Regions from separate parts of the Homo sapiens genome. Here region 2 is linked to region 1. Evidence: read pairs that join two places in POLR2A ChIA-PET (ENCODE). Cell type or tissue: CD4-positive, alpha-beta T cell. All regions are shown on one strand. Region 1 overlaps CRLS1 (cardiolipin synthase 1). Region 2 has its middle 13 kb from the start of SHLD1.

The links. ChIA-PET counts read pairs that join two places held together with the same protein. Peaks named below come from ENCODE experiments on the same cell type or tissue, not always from the same donor. Only the 100,000 strongest peaks of a DNase experiment are listed, where the experiment ranks them.
Region 2: POLR2A ChIA-PET joins it to region 1 with 5 read pairs; 2 of 35 experiments call an interaction of 5 or more read pairs at or near these places.

Annotation. Positions count from the first base shown.
Region 1 is chr20:6,031,317-6,035,316 of GRCh38, forward strand. It overlaps CRLS1 (cardiolipin synthase 1), which reads left to right. Exons shown (of 7, transcript NM_019095.6): 4 at 1-54; 5 at 696-764; 6 at 3,148-3,239. Among named protein-coding and RNA genes, the nearest start is that of LRRN4, 21 kb to the right of the region's middle. In CD4-positive, alpha-beta T cell, no CTCF peak of the experiment used is centred here; no DNase peak of the experiment used is centred here.
Region 2 is chr20:5,735,707-5,739,706 of GRCh38, forward strand. No RefSeq gene overlaps it. Among named protein-coding and RNA genes, the nearest start is that of SHLD1, 13 kb to the right of the region's middle. In CD4-positive, alpha-beta T cell, no CTCF peak of the experiment used is centred here; DNase peaks (open chromatin) are centred at 1,805 and 2,465; H3K27ac peaks cover 1,658 bases.

The sequences.
Region 1 (4,000 bases):
GTAATGTTGATTGCTGCTGTTTTTTATGTCAGATACCGAACTCTTCCAACACCAGTGAGTTTGTTTCCAAAAAGTATTCTTTTAGCATTATATATGATTTAAGGAAAAAGCAAAAAGACATATTTTTGCGTCAACATCTTTTCAATTGATGGCACGTGAAACCCAGACTAGCCAGCCCCTATCCCTAGAAGCAAATTCTTTAAAGGTGTTTCATATAGGTCCAGGCCATATTGTCTAATTTAACCTCTACCATGGATAGTCTAGAATTGGTTTTAAAAATCACAGTTGTATGAACATGGGATGGTTTGTTTGCATATTTATTCACAGGCTCTATAAATACTTGAACACATACGCATAGCATATTAACCTCTTTTGGCTCCCAATGTACTGAAAATAGAGCAGTAGAGCAGTATTTTGTTCATTTTATTTTTTAATTCAAAAAAGAAAATAGTGAATAAGGGAATTTTGAGTTTAGTAAAATTTTATAAAGCAAACTATATGATAGGTATTGTGTTCGAATTTTACAGCAATTGAAAAATCTATACATTTTTTAAAATCAATATTCAGTATATATTGAATGTATGATTTATAAAGTTATGTTGTTACCTAAGTATAATAACAAAATGTCTATTTTAAATAAAAATGTTATTTTAAACAATAAGTTAATTACTTTATCTTTTTTGGTCCTCTGCCAGCGAACACTTGCCAAGTATTTCAATCCTTGCTATGCCACTGCTAGGTTAAAACCAACATTCATCAGCAAGGTAAGAGAATGCAATGTTCTTTGAAGTTATTCCTTTGTAAATTTTTATTATACAGGATATAAACCTTAGTCAAGAACAGCTGAAAATGAGACAAATTTAAATGCATTGAGTATAGAGGCTAGAGAGTAGCGTTGGGCAGGCAGTTTTAACCTAGTTTGTCCTCCGTGTTTTTTGGATCATCCTTATACATGTTGTGCCTTGAGTTGGTGGTCTGAGAGTTTAAGCTCTGAATGAGGTAATCGGGCCACTGTTTAGGGAAAGGGAATTGAAATGTAATTGTTCCTTTTTTTTTTTTTTTTTTTGAGACAAGGTCTTACTTTGTTGCCCAGGCTGGTATGGAACTCCTGGCTTCAAGCAATTCTCCTGCCTTGGGTTCCCAAATTATTGGGATTACAGGAGTGAGCCACCAAGCTTGGCTGTAACTGCTTCTTAATTCAGTTTCACAGATTATGAAGAGTCCCTGGTGGTTTCACTCCCTCCTTCCCTGTGGTGAAAATACCAAATGGCTGTTCATTTTCAGGATTGATAGTTAAGTGGAAAGGGATAGGAAAATAGGAAAAAGTTTTGTTCACTAATAAACAACTGCTACTCTTAGTTGTCCATTCTGTTTTCCCGAGCATTCAGGGCAATAAGTATATGCCAGTCTACCTCTCAAGCCATATTTGTTTTTCTAGTAGCTTTGATAAGTTTTCTCAGTTCATTCTTTTGTCCCATCTTTAATGTCAAGGATTTAACAGGTTAAGAATGCCCATCATTTTTGGGAGAGAAGGGTAGTTGCTTCTATACAGAACTCCCTGGGGTGGACTTTCATCTACATGCATAGGGTTTGGGGTTTTTTTGTTGTTTTTTGTTTGTTTGTTTGTTTGGCTTCAAGTGACTTGTGTTTATATTGTATGGCAATTTGAGTGTAGCGTTACATGGAAAGTGCTTAAAGAGGTACGGGGACAAGTGCCTTAAACCCTTATAGGAAGCCCTTAGGATAAAATTTACATTTTATTTTATTTTATATTTTATATTTTATTTTATTTTAATTTAATTTAATTTTATTTTATTTTATTATTTTTTATAGATGAATTTTTGCTCTTGTTGCCCAGGCTGGAGTGCAATGACGCGATCTTGGCTCACTGCAACCTCCTCCTCCCGGGTTCAAGCGATTCTCCTGCCTCAGTCTCCCAAGTAGCTGAGATTACAGGCATGCGCCACCACGCCCAGCTAATTTTTTTTTTGTATTTTTTAGTAGAGACGGGGTTTCACCATGTTGGTCAGACTGGTCTCAAACTCCTGACCTCAGGTGATCCACCCATCTCGGCCTCCCAAAGTGCTGGGCTTACAGGCGTGAGCCACTGCGCCTGGCTATTATTTATTTTTTAAATGAAGTAGAATCCTTCTCATTTGGCTGCAGAACGGGTGATAGAACAGAGGTGCTCGTCTGCTTCACTCGCTTTTTCATACTTTGCAGACTCTTCCATGGAGTGCTTCTCATGATGATAGAGGGAGTCTCCAGTGTATTTCTTGTTCTATTTTCTTTTCTCCCCAGTGCTGTCTTTTAGTGTAGGGAAGCCTACTCATTTCCTCCTTGAGAGAGGTTCTTTTATGGAGATGAGTGCTTTTTCTTTGAAACGGGGTCTTGCGCTGTCTGCCCAGCCTTGAGTGCAGTGGCGCAATCATAGCTCACTGCAGCCTTGACTTCCCAGGCTCAAAATATCCTACCACCTCAGCCCCCCAAGTAGCTGAGAGTACAGGTGCACACCACCATGCTTGGCTGGTTTTTAACTAGCTGGTTTCAAACTCCTGGGCTCAAGTAGTCCTTCTGCCTCAGCCTCCCAAAGTGTTGGGATTGCAGGCATGAACCACTGCATCTGTCCTGAGATGAGTGCCTTTTAATTTTCTAACCTCACAAGGTTTGACAGGTAGGCAAGAAAGGAGCATCGGATAAGGCCCCAGGAAATCTAGGTTCCAGCTTTGGTTCTGTTGTCTGCTGTGACTGCAGGCAAGTCACCTAACTCATTACCCTTTTACCCATGAAGAGGTAGCTTAGTTATTTTCGTATTCCATTTTAATGGGCAGTTGGAAAAAAGGCAAATAATTTTGTAACATTTTTGAGTTGCTGTGAGAATTCAAGGTAGTGGTATTTTCTGACAGTTGTCATTACTCTTGCTCTTAAGGGCAGCTGTGCAGACAGATGGGTCAGTTAGTGAAGCTGACCCTTTTGTGTGTGCTCACCTGTGAATGCAAGCTTATTGGGCAGGGATAGTGTAGATGAACAGCAAGCATGCTGAGGGTATGTCATGTTATAGTGTGATGGGCTGTGCTTTTGTCTTGAAAGCTTGAAATAGGATCCAGTTGGCACTATTCACTTAGAACTTTTTCTTTTTTTATTTAGGTGAATACAGCAGTCCAGTTAATCTTGGTGGCAGCTTCTTTGGCAGCTCCAGTTTTCAACTATGCTGACAGCATTTATCTTCAGATACTATGGTAAGCTAAATTTAGAATCACTCTCTTAGAATGTCAACAGAATGACTTATGGTGATAGCCCTAGAATGACCTTGTTCTTACAGCATTTGTTGAGCACTGACTGGGTAAAGCTGTGGCTATATTTGGTGATTGATACCATTGTTAAGACGCTTCCTGCCAAGTATGAGATGGAGAAGTTAGCTTTCATACAAATTAAAAGGGATAAAAGGTACTGATAATGTGTTAAGGGTTTTGGAGGAAGAGATAACTTCGTAGGAAGAAGAGGGACAGTTTCAGGAAGGAAGTGGCATTTGTTGCATGAAGTGGATTGTGTGTAGGAAGAGACTGAGAGGAGACCACTAGGTGAAAGACAGGGCCTAAGCCAAGAGATAGAGTGTAGGAGAGAGGGTAGGGAAGCTGAGTCCAGCCTGTTGAAAAGGGTGTTGTAGGAGGGAAAACTGGAGAGAGGAGTTTGAATTTTATTATACTAATTGCTTATTTATCATCTTAAAAGTGTGTCAAATTCACGCTTTCAGAGTTCAAAATAGTCACATTGACATTGGAGTATTATATTTTGGCACAATTTTAACTAGAATTAAAATTATCTTGCTTGGTACAGTCTGGACCAGAAAGTGGTGGCTAATCACAGTCAGTTAAGCCAGGCAGTCTTTTAAAAAATGACAACTACTCTAAACTTTTTATTTTAATTAAAAATATTTAAGTGTACATTTATCCCAGTTCATCTTATACCTTCTGATATAGGATGAAGGCTTTTTGAGTGT
Region 2 (4,000 bases), 300 kb before region 1:
CGCCACTGCACTCCAGCCTGGGTGACAAAGCAAGGCTTCGTCTTAAAAAAAAAAAAAATCACACACACACACACACACACACACACACACACACACGCACGCACACAATAAAATGAAGAAATTTTGCATGACAAAAAGTACAATAAGCAAACTAAAAAATAACCCCACCATAAATAAAGTCAAAAGACAGGTAAATGACTTGGAGGAAATAATTTGCAACATGTATTACATGTGTTATGGATAAAGGGATTAATCCCCTTATCTGTCTATTGAACAAGTTGAGAGGGAGAAATTGGCTGGAGAACAGAAAGGAAGAGAAGGGGAGGGAAAGGAAGAAAAGGGAAGAGAAGGAAGGGGAGAGGAGGGGAGGAGAGGAGAGGAGAAGGAAGGGAAGAAAATGAACAGAGTGAGTATCCTGTGAACATGCTGGGACAGAGGATAGGGCATAGGAAGACAAAAAGGGACTGTCATCAACTTTGGTGCTAAACGAAGGGAAAGAGGAGCAGGTGGCCCAGATCTGGATGGGTTTGGATGTTTAATTGCATGAGGAAGCAAGTCAACAGCTGCGAAGGAGAAGAGGGAAATTTAAAATAATCCTGGTGGAGGGGAGGAGCCTGTATTTGGCTAAAAGACCAGACTCTGTTGAGTGAGTGCAGCTGGTGAGGATGAATTTACAAAGGAGTTGTTGTCCCTATGAGTGACTTTTCCCTGGCAGTTCTTGAGAATAGAGTTATTTGACTTTTTATTGTCTTCTCACGCAAAGGAGTCCCTTCTAATTTGACTTTGTCATTATGGGAACTTTTTCCCTACAGATCCATAAGGAGGAAAGAAATGAAGGGATGGTCAGCAAAAAGCAGTTTAATTACTACTAAAAATAGCATAGGCCGGGTGCAGTGGCTCACAACTATAATCCTAGCACTTTGGGAGGCTGAGATGGGTGGATCACTTGAGGTCAGGAGTTCGTGACCATCCTGGCCAACATGGCAAAACCCTGTCTCTACTAAAAATATAAAAATTAGTTGGGCTCAGTGGCATGTACCTGTAATCCCAGCTATTAGAGAGGCTGAGGCAGGAGAACAGCTTGAACCTGGGAGGCAGAGGTGGCAGTAAGCCGAGATCATGCCACTGCACTCCAGCCTGGGCAACAGAGCGAGACTCCATCTTAAAAAAAAAAAAAAAAAAAGCATAGACAAGGCATGGTGGTTTACGCCTGTAATCCCAGCACTGTGGGAGCCTGAGGTGGGAGGACTGCTTGAGCCCAGGAGTTCAAGACCAGTCTGGACAACACAGTGAAACTCCCTGTGTAGCTAGGCATGGTGGTACATGCCTTGTATTCCCAGCTACTTGGTGGGAAGTGGGGAGGGAGAATAGGGTGGACTGCTAAGGCAGGAAGATCACTTGATCGTGGGAGATCAAGGCTGCAGTGAGCCATGATCGTGCCACAGCACTCCAGCCTGGGTGACACAGTGAAATCCTGTCTCAAAATAAATACAAATTTTAAAAGTATGTTCAATTCATTAAGTTTGTCAAGTAAAACAAGTAAGCAACATCAGACACAGAGAGAGGTAGAAAAACTCAGAAGTTTCTGAAAGGGACATTACGGACAACTGTTAGGGGAAGGCTGGTGGTAAGTTTTTCTTATCACCTTAATTCAGAGGACACTCTCACTACTTTTTGCAACATGGTTGGGTGACTAAGCCCTTGCTCAGAGTTCAAAGTCCTAATGCTATTAATCTCTGAGATGATTCTCTGAAGAGGGTAGGACGCAGATTGTCTACGTCTGAAGTGGCTGTGGGTGCAGAAGATATCTAAACATTTGCAATTTGTTTGTTCCTTCTTTGCCACAACCCCACCCCCACTCCATGCAATCTGCAGATTAAATACACATGAATTGTTTCCTGTTATGAAAATCTCCTCTGCTGGGTGCAGTGGCTCATGCCATGACTGAGATCACGCCATTGCACTTCAGCCTGGGCGACAGGGCGAGACTCCATCCCAAAAAAAAAAAAGAAAATCTCCTCATGCCCAGGGCTCATAAGAATGGCCTTGGGCCTTAGGGGATGGTAAATTACATGCTAAGAGAATGTGAACATGGCTAAGTTATTTTGTAAAGGGGAAAAGGCATTAGGACCTTGGCATCCTTAATGAGAGCAGAATACTGACTAATGCTCCATAGAAAAGATTAGCAAATCTGTAATGACAATATTATTAAAAAGAAAAAAAAAAAGCCAGTCCTCTGGGGTTCAGAGGAAGGAAAAGTCTCAGGTGTCCTGCCTGGAAAGCTATGTCTGCATCTAAGTACTGCCAGAGCCCCAGCTCTGTGGGTCTGCAGGGCTGTGCACCAGAAGACCGAAAAGCTGCTATGGAGTCACTGGTCTGCTTTGATGGGTAGCTGCTGTTTGTTGGGAAACTGCTGTTTTCAGGTAGGGAAGGATGTGATGTCAGGGAGAACCCAGCCAGAGTTGAGATTTCCTTGCTGTTTGAAGGTAGATTGTCAGCGTGGGCTTGTTTCTGTGGGTTATGTTGACCTGGAAGTCTTCCAGCCCTTAGATCCATAGGGCTGGTTCTAGGCAAGAAGGTCTGTGTCTCCCTCCTGAGAAGCCTCCGATACCCCCTGACTCTGGGAGAGACTTCTAGGCATCATTCTAATAACCCAGCTTCAAACTTACTGCCTATGCAGAGAGCTGATGTGAAAGTATTTGCATTTTGAAGGGGGACTCCACAGGACTCAAAGAAATGCATTTCATTTTGTTTTGTTTTAAGATAGTCTCACTCTGTTACCCAGGCTGGAGTGCAGTGGCACAATCTAGGCTCACTGCAACCTCTGCCTCCCAGGTTGAAGCAATTCTCCTGCCTCAGCCTCCTGAGTAGCTGGGACTACAGGCGTGTGCCACCATGCCTGGCTAATTTTTTGTATTTTTTGGTAGAGATGGGGTTTCACCATGTTGGCCAGGCTGGTCTCCAACTCCTGGCTTCAAGTGATCCACCTGCCTCGGCCTCTGAAAGTGCTGGGATTGCAGGCGTGAGCCACCACATCTGTCCAGGAATGCATTTCTAATGGTGGAACTGCAAGTACGTAGAGTGAAAAAGATACTTTGGGCAGGATGTTCTACCCTGTGCTGTTCAAATTACCTGTTAAATAGGAATCAGGTAATTTGTGGGTATTAGTGGGTAGCCACCCACTTCATCCTTTTGAGAGCCTGGCTCTGCCCTTTGGAAGTTTAGAAACATCTGGCTCACCGTTTTTCTGAAAAGTATGCTGACTTCAGTCAGTTGTAAGGACTTACTGATAATGAGTATTTACAACTAGACACTATTAGTGGACAGCAGGTTAAGTGCTTTTCTCTTTCAGAGAAAAGGTTTTATTATCTCCTTTTTTTTTTTTTAGGGGGGGACAGGGTCTCACTCTGTTACCCAGGCTGGAGTGTTGTGGCATGGTGTCGGCTCACTGCAACCTCCATCTCTCAGGTTCAAGCAATTCTCCTGCCTCAGCCTCTCGAGTAGCTGGGATTACAGGCACCCACTATCACACCCAGCTAATTTTTGTATTTTTAGTAGAGACCATGTTTCACCATGTTGGCCAGGCTGGCCTCAAACTCCTGACCTCAGGTGACCCACCCGCCTCGGCCTCCCAAAGTGCTGGGATTACAGGCGTGAGCCACCGTGCCCGGCTGCCTCCTTTTTATAGAACAGGAACAACAGGAGCCCCAGGAGCTGGTGCTGCGGCCTGCAGGAGACATGAAGTTAGCACTTTGCCTCTCTCCTGAGTCTATATGGCCATCCACAACAAAGGAGGAAGCCAATTAAAGATAATAAGCCTAAGGAAAGCGATGTCTTCAGATTATTTTCTACTTCAATTGAGTTGGGGCATCTGAGTTTCTTAATTACACATTTTTCTTTCATTTATGCTTTTATTAGTGATTTTCCATGGCTTGGGCTTTAAGAAAGCCACTTTAGCAACGAGGCACTCTGACACTGGGGTTGTTATAACACACATGAG